2 separate regions of the Mus musculus genome follow, and region 2 is linked to region 1. A link is a contact called in ENCODE POLR2A ChIA-PET data. All regions are on one chromosome and are shown on one strand. Each heading gives the region's core, a stretch centred on a gene start or an enhancer-like site at or near the end of the contact. The rest is flanking DNA. Distances are from core to core; before and after follow the strand shown. Region 1 holds the start of Phgdh (3-phosphoglycerate dehydrogenase). Region 2 overlaps Zfp697 (zinc finger protein 697).

The links. ChIA-PET counts read pairs that join two places held with the same protein, here RNA polymerase II (POLR2A).
Region 2: POLR2A ChIA-PET joins it to region 1 with 22 read pairs in Patski. The contact joins the enhancer-like site here to the promoter of Phgdh in region 1. POLR2A ChIA-PET finds 5 or more read pairs at or near these places in 3 of 5 experiments (Patski and embryonic stem cell).

The regions. Positions count from the first base shown.
Region 1 is chr3:98,334,297-98,341,498 of GRCm38, forward strand. Phgdh (3-phosphoglycerate dehydrogenase) reads right to left here and starts at 5,673. Exons shown (of 12, transcript NM_016966.3): 1 at 5,399-5,673; 2 at 211-362. The coding sequence starts at 5,536.
Region 2 is chr3:98,414,337-98,420,656 of GRCm38, forward strand. The region is part of intron 1 of Zfp697 (zinc finger protein 697); the gene reads left to right. Among named protein-coding and RNA genes, the nearest start is that of Zfp697, 35 kb to the left of the region's middle. Within about 2 kb of position 3,160, at least 1 of the 3 ENCODE cell types and tissues checked has a DNase peak (open chromatin) inside an H3K27ac peak, as active enhancers do.

The DNA of each region.
Region 1 (7,202 bases), core at 4,423-6,922:
ATAAACACAGTGCTGACAGGGACCCCTCTCCTCTGGGGCCTAGAGTGCTAGGAAGAAACTGGGATCTTTGCTTCAGACTGGTGCAGGGAAATATAGGAAGAGACAAGATGGGAGGTCACCCCACCAAGAAAGTGTGTGCATCTATACAGGGTGCAAGACCACTGAGCTAGCAAAAAAACACAAGAGCCACCCTCAGCTCCCAGAACTTACTTCATGACTAGGATGCCCTTCCTCGTGGCAGCCTCCAGATCCACATTGTCCACACCTGTGCCAGCCCTGCCCACCACCTGGAGCTTCTCTGCTGCATTGATGACATCAGCAGTGACCTTAGTAGCAGACCGGACAATGAGGCCTTCACAGTCCTGGGCAGAGGAAGACAATACCAGGGTTCATACAATTTTTCTGTAATGTACCTGAGGACTCTGGTGGGTTCCGGTGGGCACAAATGCCCACTCACAGGCACATCAGGCTTCTTTGCATACTGTAGGGTAATGTGGACATTTGAGAGCAGTTGTAAGACACGAGTACCTGGTCAGTACACTACAGCTATAACATCGGCTTGCTGGCTCTAGGCATCTGATTAATCTTTCCATAGATGGCGCCCCCATAAGGACCTCGAGCCAGAGAATAACCCATCCTGACAGTATACCTCAGTGTGACCAGACACATGCCCCAGTCAACTCTGTACACACTGACATTCCTTGCCTCATGGGTAAATTCCAAAGAAAGAACAGCAACTCCTGTATACTCATCGTCCGTCTGGCCTGCATCCTCTAAGCTGCATCCCTTATCTCAGAGAGATTTAGGTTCGGGCCTCAGGTATGGGAGAAGGAAAGAGGATAGGCAGGTATGGATAGCACTTGGCCCTGTTCCACATCACTTCTTCCATTGGACACTGAGCTGCTCAAGAGCAGAGGTGAGATCCAATCTCACTCCTTGAGCCCCTCGCCAGGCACGTGGAAGGAAGATGGCTGTAAACGCTGGCTGGCGGAGTAAGTAAGCGAAATGGAAGGAAGTGCCTGCTGAAAGGAAAATGGTTCTTGAGACCACACAGGAAGGGAGAGGGAAGAGCTGTGAACCTAAAGAGTCTTGGCCCTAGGATGAGGCCCACACTGCCTTTACAAGCCTGGGGTAGAGGAAGGAGCAGTGGAGGAGTTACAAGGTGAGAGAACAGAGCTATTTTATCTCTGCTGGGAAAGGAGAAGTGAATGAAGCTTGGGCTGCTGCTCAAAGGGTATTTAGGCTGGGGGAGGGGTGGCTGAAATACTGCAATGGACTGACTTGCTGAGGAGCAGTTGTAGAACCTGCAGCAATGACAGAATTCAAGGCCAGGCCAGGCCAGGCCAAGAGACCTTGCCTAAAAAAAAAAAAAAAAAAAAAAAAAAAAGGAAGGAAAGAAAGACAGACAGACCAACAAGAATGGTTCTAGAATTAGTTCTCTGGAGCTGTTCAGGCTGGAGGCATCCTCCCTGGGCGGGGCTGTGCCTGCAGGGAGGGCTCCAGGCAGGCCCCTGAAGGAGGAGGCTGTTGTAGACAGAACCGAGGAAGGAAAAACTGACATTTGAAGGTTGTTTTGTGCCCTGCCTCTCCCCTGCACCCCCAATCTTTCACACGCAGGGAAATAGGGAGAGGGGACCCATTTTCTCTTTTTTCTGATCCTAAGCCCAGGTCCTGCCCTGCCCTGCCCTGTATAGTTCCAGGTAACTTGCCCAATCATTGCTTTGGGGGATTCCCCATAGGAAACTGCAGCTGCAGAGAGGACGCGGGGACTTCAACCGTCTGCTTCTCTGACAGCCCCTAAGCGCTACCGCAGTCACAGTGCTGTTTTTCTCCCTGGCTGAGTCTGCTTTAAGGAGCCCACACCCTGGAACTATACTTTCTACCCACCTGCCCTAGCCAGCTTTTGACACTGAACCTTTAGTGCCTCCAGTAAGACTGGCACAGACATGCTTCCAAAACTGGTATGTCCTAAAGGCTCGGGACCTACATTAGAGCCAACACCAGTCAGAGTTTGCTGGTTTCCAAGGCCTTCTTATAACATCAATTACATGCCATTTCTTCAGCTTATTTCCCTACAAACTTACTGAGGCCACCGGCCACCCCACCCTGTGCCGAGCCCTCAGTCCCCGGCACGCCTAAACACCATTCGTCCCTTCTCTAGGACCATAGCTCATCCCTCAAAGACTCCTTCAGGGTGCTCCTCCCCTGCTCTACAGCCCAAATGCTCACACCTAACCAAACTCCTAGTATAGTTCTGGGATTAGAACACTCTCTGTCATGCATGATGAATACCTGTAATCCCAGGATTCTACCCCAGTGCTCCAACACTGGGGAAGAGGCAGAATTAAGTTCAAGGCTCTCAAAATCGAATCCCTCACCCCTCCACCCTTACCCCAGCGCCTGCTCTTTCTTCTCTTGCGCTCACCAACTGGGAATATCAAGCAAGCGCCTTGATAAAAGCACCTCCATGGGTCTTCGCCTTGAATTTCATCTGGAACACACACTCTCCACATTAGCCTACAGACGTTGCTAGGAAACAGTATGCCATTGGCATGTTTGATTTACGGCTGTTCCAGAAAAAACTGTGCTAACTCAGTGGAAACCTATCCCCGCTCTTGTTCTTCAAGTTCACACATGCTTTCTTTCCCAGGAGGATGGCCTTGGCCTTGTGGGTAATTCAATTATTGTTAACACTTAGTGCATAGGGCACGTTAGAGAAGCTCTCCGAATGATTCCCCTGGCCTGGGACTCAGAGATCTGTCTACCTGCCTTGGCCTTTCTTCTGAGTGCTGGGATTAAAAGCATGAGGCAACATCTTCTGCCTGCCTGCCTCCCTCCCTCTCCTACTCTCTCTTTAGGTTTTTGAAATGATGTTGCAATGTGGCAATCCCGATGTTCCAGTGTCCCAAGTAATAGGATTTTACATGGGCATGTTTCATCACATCCAGAGCATGTTGTGTTGTGTGTGTTTGTGTGTGTGCTCGCGCGCAGAATCCTTGTCTCAAATAATAATGGTTGTGATATAAGAAAAAGGAGCCCTCTAACTTGCTCTAATTTGTGTCTTTGTGCTCATACACTCACACATCCACGTGCCCTCACACCCATTCCAGTACAGGGAACTGAAACCCCACACACGAAACAAGACTCTATCAATATTATTGCGTCTCTACTGTTTTCCATAACACCGATCATGACTTACAAAACTCAGTGCCCCAGTGTGCTCCGTCTTGGTGATTGGCGGTCTATCACTACGGAAGAGAGTGAATGGTAACATCTCCCTGGGCTTAGGGCGAACAGCATGACCAGAATATGAAGCAGCAGAGGCCAGTTCCAGCAAGGGGGAACCCTTGCCTCTTACTGCAAAGATTAAAATGGGGCCTGGCAGGAGACACTTTGCCAGGCTACTCTCAGAAGGAGATAAAATGAGGAGAGACGATGGAAATGTGGGTCCTTCTACAGGTAATCCAAGATTAGAATTGGCATTCTGAACTGGGTATTTTGCCAAGGCACACTAAAGGCTGAGACCAGCCAGCCAAGTCAGCGGCACCCACCCTCCTCTTCTTTCCTGCCAAGTGTCTCTGCTGCTTGAAAGCACCCTGCATTTCTAGCACTGGACTCCCACCCCTACCCTTCAGGCCTGGCCTGCTCCTCACCCTCCTCACACCCCCTCCTCCCGCCCCTCTATTGGATATAACATTTCTCACTGCCCCTAGAAAGCAGCAAAGCCTGCTGCCACTGGTGGCCTGAAAGCCACTCTACAGCCTTCCTGCTCAGCCCACTGCTTAGATTTTAGAATCAAGGTCACTGTCACAGGACATGTGAAGGACGCATGGCTCCATGGGTACTATCCACTCTAAGAGTCACAGCCTGAGCCACCCATAAAGACCATAACAACAATCCCTTCCCTGGACTTTCCATTCCCACAGGCTCCACTGTTTGTTGTCTCAGAACTGTCACCTGACTAGCTGTCTCAGAGTTGGGCCTTATTCCCCAAGAAACCTACAACTCCCCCCCCCCTTTCCTTTTCTTGTCATGCTTTATAGATAGGGTCTCATTCTGTAGCTCGGGCTGGTCTTGAACTCGGAGATAATCAAACTCAGCCTCCTTCATACTAGGCATGAGCCAGCCAGCTCATTTTCACTTTTCTTGTTCTTTCTGAGACAGAGAAAAGACTACTCTGTGTAGTCCTGGCTGTCCTCGAACTCACGGAGATCCACCTGCCTCTGCCTCCTGAGTGCTGGAATTAAAGGTATGTGCCATCTCCACCTAGCTCTTTCAAGCTTCTTAAAGACCAGGCCTAGAAAAAGTCTGCGAATAAGGGCTGCTGGGCACGTGGCTATTAGCTCGGTAGAGGAAAAGGGATTGGGGGCGGGGAAGGGTCTTGGGAGAAATAGACAAGCGAGCTCAGAGAGTTTCCAGGGTTGCAAGAACAACCCCGCTTGGTCTCTGCGGTTTGAGGCCTCAGCCTGAGCAGGAAGACTGGTACATTCCTCCTGGCTGCAGGCCCTAAGCGAGCACGTGGAACTTTGGGGGTGGGGCAGTACAGCTGGGACGAGACAGCATACCTGGATGGATTAGATCTACAGGAAGGGCAGGAACTGAAGTGCTCACAAAGCAGAAACCCCTTCCTTACGTCTGAACAAAGTCACCCGATTTACACAAGCTTTTCAAATAAGTGAAAGACTTTTAAGTTTTATAACGATTAGAGGTTTGCTCCGAAGACTTCGTAGAAGTAACCTGTCCCAACTGCGCTTGGAACAGGATTCTGATGTAGTGAAGTCGGGCCTGATCGGCAATGAAGCCAATGGTGGAGGTTGACTCCCGGCGGCGGCCGCGTGGGCGGCGCGGGGCTCCGGCTGCACCCCCGGGCCGCCCGGAATCCTGCGAGCGCTCCCCGGGGCGGGGGAAAGAGCGCCAAGGTCTTGCATCAGACAAAAGGCGGTGCGAGTCCGCTGCCACAAATGCCACGGGACCCGCAGGAGCAGAGCCAGCGCCCCGCGCCCCCTGCCCCCACCCCAGGAGTCTGCACTGAGCAGGGATGGTGTGCGTGTAGCACCCCGAGCCGGGAGCTCGCAGCCTGGGTCGCCAGGCACGAAAGCTCCAGAGAGGTTCTGGCATTCGAGAGAGGTTCTGGCATCCCGCAGGACCAGATGGAGCAGCTGCACTTTGCAGCGCCGGCAAGAAACACGCGGTAGCAAAAAGCACAAAAAGTTTGCATTCTGCACCTCCAGGCCATTCGTTCCTCTCTGCTTTTCCTCCCTCCCACTGCTGGTCCCGAATCTCCGGAGGCCCCGGGACCAACTGATAAGATAGGGGAGGACAGCCCTGGAACCACTGGGGTCAGCGGGTTTGGCCATAAAGATGCCCGGTGATTACGCTTGTGTCCGGCTCGCCTTACCTGGAGTTCAGCTATCAGCTCCTCCTTGCTCAAGTTCTGCTTCTCCACCACCTGCAGCCCTCCATCTTGCAGGATCTTCCGGCAGCAGGGGTCCAGGCTGTCACTGATGAGTACTTTGCGCAGATTTGCGAAGGCCATTGCTAGAGTCAGGCCTTAGAATCAGTTGCTGTGGGTGGGCAGAAGCACTTAGTTCAGGAAACTGCAAGCAGGGCTGGCTCCGGTGACTGGGCAGGGTTCTCGATCTCCCGCTCCCCCTTTATCCTCCCCCTCCTCGCGCCAACAGTCTCCTTTTGATTGGTCAGAAATGCTTAAACTCTGCTGACTCCGCCTCCCCGGGCAGAGCCTCCCACACATTTTTTTTTTTTTTTTTAAATCCTACACAGACTACACTTCCAGCAGTGAAGCCCTTACCTGCCCCGGGTGAGCTTTAACACGCACGATTTATGCCAGCAGGCTGATTTATATTGGAAATAAACAGAAATACGCTGTCTCCACGAGGGAATTAAATCTCATAGTAACTTCTTTCCTCTTAAAGACCATTTATTGGCTGGGTATTTATAACTCCTAGTTGAGCATAATTAGACTGAGTAAGGCCACGGGTTCGATTCTCAGCAACGCACACACACACACACACACACACACACACACACACACACACACACCGTTAGGAGATTAAGGAACAAGGTGTGTGTGTGTGTGTGTGTGTGTACATAAGAGTTGGTTCTTGCCTTCCACCAATCCCAGTGGGAGATGAGAGACAAGTCTGGGAAAGGCAAGGGCTTCTTATTCCTTACCCCCCAAAAGACTTTAAGATTAAATCTAGATACAGTAAGGGCCATGAATGAGGCTGGAGGACCACTTGAACCCAGGAGTTCCAGGTCAGCCCCAGATGGGAGTCAGGGAGGGGGAGAGAAGTACAAGGGTGGTAGTGGTTTTAGTCTTTAGAAGTTAGATGATTACTTTTTTTTTTTTTAGAAGGGATTAAATCTGTTAGGTAAATTCAGCCTTGATTATATTATATAAATAACACCCCTTACTATTATACCTCACAATCTTAACATCAAATGTAAGTAAGAGAGTCTCTTTCAGAACTATGTACTGACAAGTCCTCTGCCTGTGCTGTTACCTCCATCCACAAAACAGGAACCCTGGCCTTCTTGGAAGAACTGGGGAAGTAGTTCTGCCCTTTCCTCTAGACTTTCCTTCCTTTCCCTTCTCTGGCCCAGCCCCTTGGGAAAAGAGAGACTTCAGCAGCCACAGCAGGCCAGCTCGGATGCCCTTGGCTCTCCGGATAAGAGTAACAGTAACAGGGTTCATAGGGACCGGAGGAGAGCAGCCGACTTAATTTTCTATTTGGAGACCAGTGGTGAGCCCCAAACCTGCACAGTGAGAAGTAAAGCAGATAATTTTTCGGGTAGAATATCAATGATCCAGCGGGGGTTGATTTCCAGCTTCTTAAACAAACAAACAAAAAGAAGAAGAAGAAGAGGAAGAAGAAGAAGAAGAAGAAGAAACGGACTCTGAAAGTATCTCTCCAGGCTTTTGCTTTCTTCTCCGTAACGTGAGCCTGACAGTAGGGAAGTGTCCGATGTGGGGATGAGATAAGAAAGACATCTTGGGGATTAGTGTGCCCTGCACCCCTTCACTCTAAGCCAGTCAGCTGACATGTCAGGTGGCGGGTATCCTTTGAGACACTGTGGAGAACCCTGGAATTGAAACTTTAATGGAGAAAAATCCCCGTGCCAATCCCGCACGATGACACCCGTCTGTGATCTCAGCACTTGGGACGTAGATTTCCAGGGAG
Region 2 (6,320 bases), core at 1,910-4,409, 78 kb after region 1:
TTTCCTCCTGCTTCGCACTCACTGGACCCTACCCTGGCTGGTTACACACAGAGGTGTCACTTACCCAGCTGAAATACTCTGAGCGGAACATGCCAGCCATTCCTTGTCAGTAACACCAGGCAGTTATTTTGGGCAGAGAAGGGAACAGCATTTCTTCCTGTTGAATCTACATGGGAAGCTGGGTGACAGAGTGTCTGCTTCAAACTCTTTGGCCCTGCACTCCCCTCTTCTCCTTTGCTATGAAGAACATTTCTCTCAGGGCTACTCATTCCAGCAGAAACAGGATCACAGAAACCTTAATAGAGACCACCATCCCCCCATCAGTCCTTCCAGAACAAGGCTGTTATGAGCACGTCTCATCAGACACACTTCTCTTGCATTCCAAGTCTCTTCTTCCTTAAGCAAGATCAGTTATAAACTGTGTCTCTTTCTGCTGTGTATACCATACTCATGTCTAGAGAGCTTTCCCCCCACTTGGAGCATGTTTGTTAGTTTTGCAACAGAGTCTTGCTCTGTGGACCTGGCTAGCCTAGCACTCACTATGTAGCCCAAGCTGGCCATGTTTTCTTACTCAGCCTCTGTCATGTTGGGCTTCTAGGCCTGTACTTCCAGGCCTGTCTAGAGAATCTTTAAGATCAACCTGAGTCTTCCTCCTCGTCCTCTTTATCACATGACACAGAAACTGTATCCAAGTATGTATTGTGATTTTCATGACAAAACCGATGCTTTTAGGGGTAAATTTGAAGTGTGAAGGGATTATTTAAGATTGTTTTTTAGCCAGGGTGTGTGTGGTGGTTAATCTTCTGTGTTAGTTTGTCTGGGCCACAAGGCAGCAAGATGCATAATCAAATACTTATGGATATTTTTCTGAGATTTTTTTTTAGGGGCTGTCGAGATGCATCAGTGGGTCAAGGTGCTTGCTGCCAAATTGTGTGTTTGTGTGTGTTTGTGTGTGTGTGTGTGTGAGAGAGAGAGAGAGAGAGAGAGAGAGAGAGAGAGAGGAGAGAGAAGAAACAAATACATACAATTTATAAGCTTTATTTTTTTTAGGTTATCCTACAGAGCTTCCTCATGACATCTGCAGTCACCTGTGCCATAATACACTGTTTGTAGTCACCCCGTTAAGGCGGGCTTGGGTGTGGTGAACATTCTAGATGGTGGCCTTTGAGTAAAGCAGACTAGCATCTCCCATGTGTGTGTGCTTCCTCCTGTCAGTTAAAAGACTACGGGGATCAAAAGTCTGATCCTCCTGAGCAAGGAGGACATTTCCATCCCATTGCTTTTGGTGTCTGCACTTCAGGGTAGAGTTTGAAACTGCCAGCCTGCAGAACTGCATAAGCGAACTCTTTATTATATATCTCTTTCTAAATATACATACATCCCACTGGTTCTGTTGCCTTTGGAGAAACCCTGACTAATATAGCATGGGATTTAGGAGGGCCAGAGTATGTCATAGATTGATCTCCACTCTCCTTTTGAGGGAGATGGGGTGGGAGTGTGTCTTGTTATGTCGGCTGACCTTAAAATCGAAATCGCCCTGCCTCAGCCTCTCCAGGGCAAGATCATAGGTGTGTGTTGCCACACCTGGCCCTGGCTGTCTGTTTTTAAGTGGTATTTTGAATTAAAGGGATGTAAAGATTGTTGGAGGGACCAATCAGAAGCCTGGGATTTAGGACCCACTGCTTCTGACATTCTGCCTGTTTCTCTAGCCCCGGTCAATTGCTCGTCCTCTCTCTCTCTCAGCCTCCGTTTGCTCTCATAAAAGTTCAAGAGATTTTCAAGGTCTTGGAGTCTGTGAAATACATTGAACAGAGAAGCCAGCTGCTGAGCAGGCAGGAGGACAGCCTCCTGAGGATAGCCTAGGGCTTCTGTTATGAAATAAGAAATGAAGAAAAACCAAAAAGCAGGTAGTAAAATGTAAGTCTTCAGGGGAGGAAGAATTACGAATGCTAGGTATTCTTGTTCATCAGGTAGACGATTCTAATCAGTAAAACAGAGCATATGGATGGATGGGAGTATTCACCAGCACCTTGAACTGTTTCATCCTGAGTCAGGATTTCCCTGGCTGGTCCTCCTGCCTTGACCCTTCAAATGCTGGAATTACGGGGTGCTTGTCCAGCTTCTCATTTGAAGGCAGAGAATCTAATTTTCATTTAGGAGCTGTCTCTATGTCACACTTATTCTTATTTTGTCTACAAGGAGTTGCATAGTGGTCACATGGTGGAAGCTTGACGGGTGTGACAGGTTGCACAAGCTAAGGGGTCCTGTCTGAGATAATGGACAGGAAATGCCTGGTCCCAAGGACATTGTGTGGTTTTCTGTGTCTGTCTGTCTGTCTGGTGTGTGTGTGTGTGTGTGTGTGTGTGTGCTTGTTCATGTACATCCATGGGCACGTGTGTCTAGAGACTGAATTCAGGGCCCCCCACTGGCTATGTTGTCTTTGGGCTCCCCTCTCCAGGTGAAAGGGCATTAACTACAGATCAGAAACCAGATTATTCTGGCTTCTTCTGTCTGGAGAGTGGTCAGTATTTAGTTGCAGGCGTGTTTTGCTGTTCTTTGTCTGGAACTCAGGTCCACCTTGCTCAGCAGTCTGCACTCGGGTCTCTGGCATGGAGGGGTGGGTGGTCTGTGAAAGCCAGCCAAGGTGAGGGTCCATTGGCACCTGTGAATGTGACACATGGGAGGAGGGTGACAAAGCTGCTGTTCCTTGTTCACCAGAGACATCATCTGTCCAGTAAGGTGAGTGACTGACTTATTGCCCTTTGAGCTGGCCAGTAAAGGTGCAGGGCTCTGAGACCATCCCCTCCCCACCAAGAAGAAATTTGACTGTTAACTCTTTTACTTGGTTGCTGATGAAGATGGACAAATGATTAACCCTTGCAGTCCCCAGTTGGATCTCACTGCCTGTCCTGAATACAGCCTTTTGCATAGCTGCCTGGAGTTGTTTTTACCAGTTTCTTCCAAATTGGGTGTCTTTGCTTGGACACATATGCAAACTATCCCTGGGGAGAGAGTGGTGGGCCAGGGGCGTGGGAAGCAGCAGAAAGAAGCTTCTAGATTCTGCTGCTGAGTTTCTGGCTCAATCTTGAGAAGGTAAGGAAGGGGCCCCCCGAGATGAGTAGGAGACAGGAAGGGCGCTTCGGTCTGGAGGCTGCTGAATGGAGCCACTCTTGGCCTCCTGCCCAGAGAGCACTTCCTTTCCCTGACAAGATGTCTCTGCTGGCCTGGCCACCTGCCACCTGGCAGTGGCCTTAGCACATGACTCCTGTCTACCCAACTCCAAGGGAGTGGGCAGGAGGTTCCAGGTTTAGCCTGCCTCTTTGAGTCACAAGGCTTTTTTGCTAGCTGCCCCCACTTGCAATGATATAGGTGAGTCTTAACTTTACCTAGGGGATGGGCCACATGCTCAGAGTTTGGTTTTTGTTTTGCTTGCTTTCCTCACCCCCAATACAGGGTTTCTTTGTGTAGCCCTGGCTGTCCTGGGACTCACTCTGTAGACCAGGCTGGCCTCAAACTCACAGAGATCCTCCTGCCTTTGCCTCCCGAGTGCTGGGACTAAAGGCATGCACCACCACTGCCTAGTAGTATTCTTAACACATAAAATGAGTAACCCACTTTCCTGATAGTTGTAGGATCTATGGAGAGGGACTGGACCAACAGCACGATAAGTTGCATAGGTCCAATCAAATGGGACACTGCCTCCCAGCCTGGGACTATTGAAGCTGGTCTCTGATCTCCCTGGGGGCAGGGCAGGGCCACTGGAGGGTAGGAGTTGCTAGTGCTCTGTCACTTGGTGTTATTTCTGGCCTTAATTTCTCTCTGTAAAATCCAGGGAGGTGGGAGGGTGGTATGGGCTTGACTGACCATCCTAGGAAGTTAGATCTGATCTTTGAAGGGGTAGGACCCCGATCAAAGGAATAGTTTGCAGGTAGCTCTAGAGGGGGCTAAATATGTCAGTAGACCCAGGTCAAAGTCTGATTTCTAGCTCTCCTGGCTTCCGCTCCCCTCTGCTCCAGTCTTCGCCTCTTCCTTTTTATAGAGATACTTTGTGGGTAGGTATGCACCTCAGTTGACTGAGTGAACTGTCACGGCTTGGGAGGCATACCTGATCTCCTGGGTTTGGGTCTCAGTGCTGCATAAGCCCAGCAGGTAGTACCTGTTATCTCAGGACGAGAAACTCAGCATTATTTTTGACTATGTAGGGAGCTCAAGGCCAGCCTCGGACACAGACCATGTTGTTAACATACAACAACAACAACAACAACCCCTCCCCCAAAGCTACTAGATCACCTTTCCCCCACTCTGTAGCAGTATCTTCCCGGTGCAATGACTGGGCATTTCAGATGGCCTTCAGATGAGTGAGGCTTTTGAGCATTTTCCTAGTTATTTTAAGGATGTTACCATTTTAAAAAGCTGGGACCATCGAGGAGGAACAAGGGACATGAAAAATATATAAATTTTAGAAACTTGGATTTAAATAGAGTTAGAGAGGTGCCCAGCTCTGTATTTAAGAGAAAGGCCATTTGAAGGTGGTGGTGGGTTAACAAGATAGAGCTCGTAAAACTGATTTAGTGCCTCTATTAACCAACTAACCTGGTTGTCAAGGACTCAAGACACATTCAAACTCCTTTTAAAAGTTATTTATTTTTATTGAATGTATGTTTGTGGCAGATCCCCTAGAAATGGAGTTACAGACAACTGTGAGCTGCCACGTGGATGCTGGGAATTGAACCTGGCTCCTCTGGAAGAGCAGCCAGTGCTCTTAACTGCTGAGCCATCTCTCCACCTGCCCTTCACCTCCCACATTTAAACTCTTAGAAGCAGGGATCCGACACAGTGCAGTGGCGGTGCTGGCTGCACCCTGGACTCTGTCCCATCAGCACTTGCTGCTCCTCTCCTTTGCCTCTGTGAGTCCGGAGAACTAGATGTGGAGTTAGTTTTCCCTGCTGGACAACTCCTTTTTCCCTTATTAATCTCCTCTCAGTTCTTACTGGGGGAGCAGGCTCCTTTAGCAACAGTATGCTAAGCCACACACACCCACTCCTCTGTTTAGCTTTAGACTGAAGTTCTGTGCTTAAGATGGATATTTTAGCAACTACCAACTGTTCACCCTATATCCAGCTCCCTTCAGCAACCACCCACAACTTGACTCTTGTCTTCACATGCTGAGTTGTTTATTAACAGCAGTAAGGCCAAGGGAAGTTCTGCCTGAAGCTGGAAAAATAATGTATTCCCAGGGAGTATAGCTGTGGACAGTGACTTTAGTTTACTGTGCAATGATTTAAGTCAAGGAACTTCATAATAAAGTAATTCATTATAAATTCTATTTACGCTGTATCTAACGTGTCATCAGCTTTAACAAATGGTAATTTATCAGGCTCTTAGAATGACTCTGCAAGTAGGAGGGAGCATCCTTGTTTTTATGGGCACTGAATTAGAGCTCCTCCAAGTCATGTGACTCACATAAAGTCAGGTAGCTGGTTAAGAGCAGACAGTTCAAGCGTGGGTCAGTCTGGCTACAAAGTGATCACTCTGCCCTACTGACTACTCATTATCCAACCCTGGCTGAGCACTCCCCCTCCCCCAAGAAAAATGTTGCTAGTTTTTGAGTAAGAGTAGGAAAGGAGTTGGAACAAAGTGGCTGAGTGTCTGTTGGTGCCCAGCGGACACTCCAGTTACAACCCCGACCCCCTTACAACCTCCCCAGGGGGTCGATAGCACTTCTGAAAGTTAAGTCCTCAGGAGTGACAGAACCCCAGCTGCTCGGCTTGTGAGTTTTGTTGCTTCTAGAATAATCACAGGTTTTCATTAACATATTTGATCCTACTGAAAATAAAGGCAACCTTTTTTCCTGGGTTAAAAAAAAAATACATGTTTACTGTAGAAAATGCAAATGCATACAAAAATGGTGACAATCTCCCAAAGTACCAGCAGCTGTTTGAGAAGGTCTGCTTTGTAGTTCACCTTGGTCTAATCACCTCTGTACTTGTTTCTGGTCTGTGAAGTTGAACATAGTCTATATCCTTGGGTTTTGGTAAGATAAGCATTACCAGCCAGAAGCCTCCAAGAAGTGACAGAGAGATGGTTAATAGTTTAATGATGGGCTCCTGACCTTTCTTTCTGTGCCTGTGTATATATGTGTTAACCTACACACGACTGTGTCTACATTAATGAAAATAAGGTATTTTAAAAACCAGCTGTAGCTGGGCGGTGATGGTGCACGTCTTTAATCCTAGCACTTGGGAGGCAGAGACAGCCGGCGGATTTCTGAATTCGAGACCAGCCTGGTCTACAAAGTGAGTTCCAGGACAGCCAGGGCT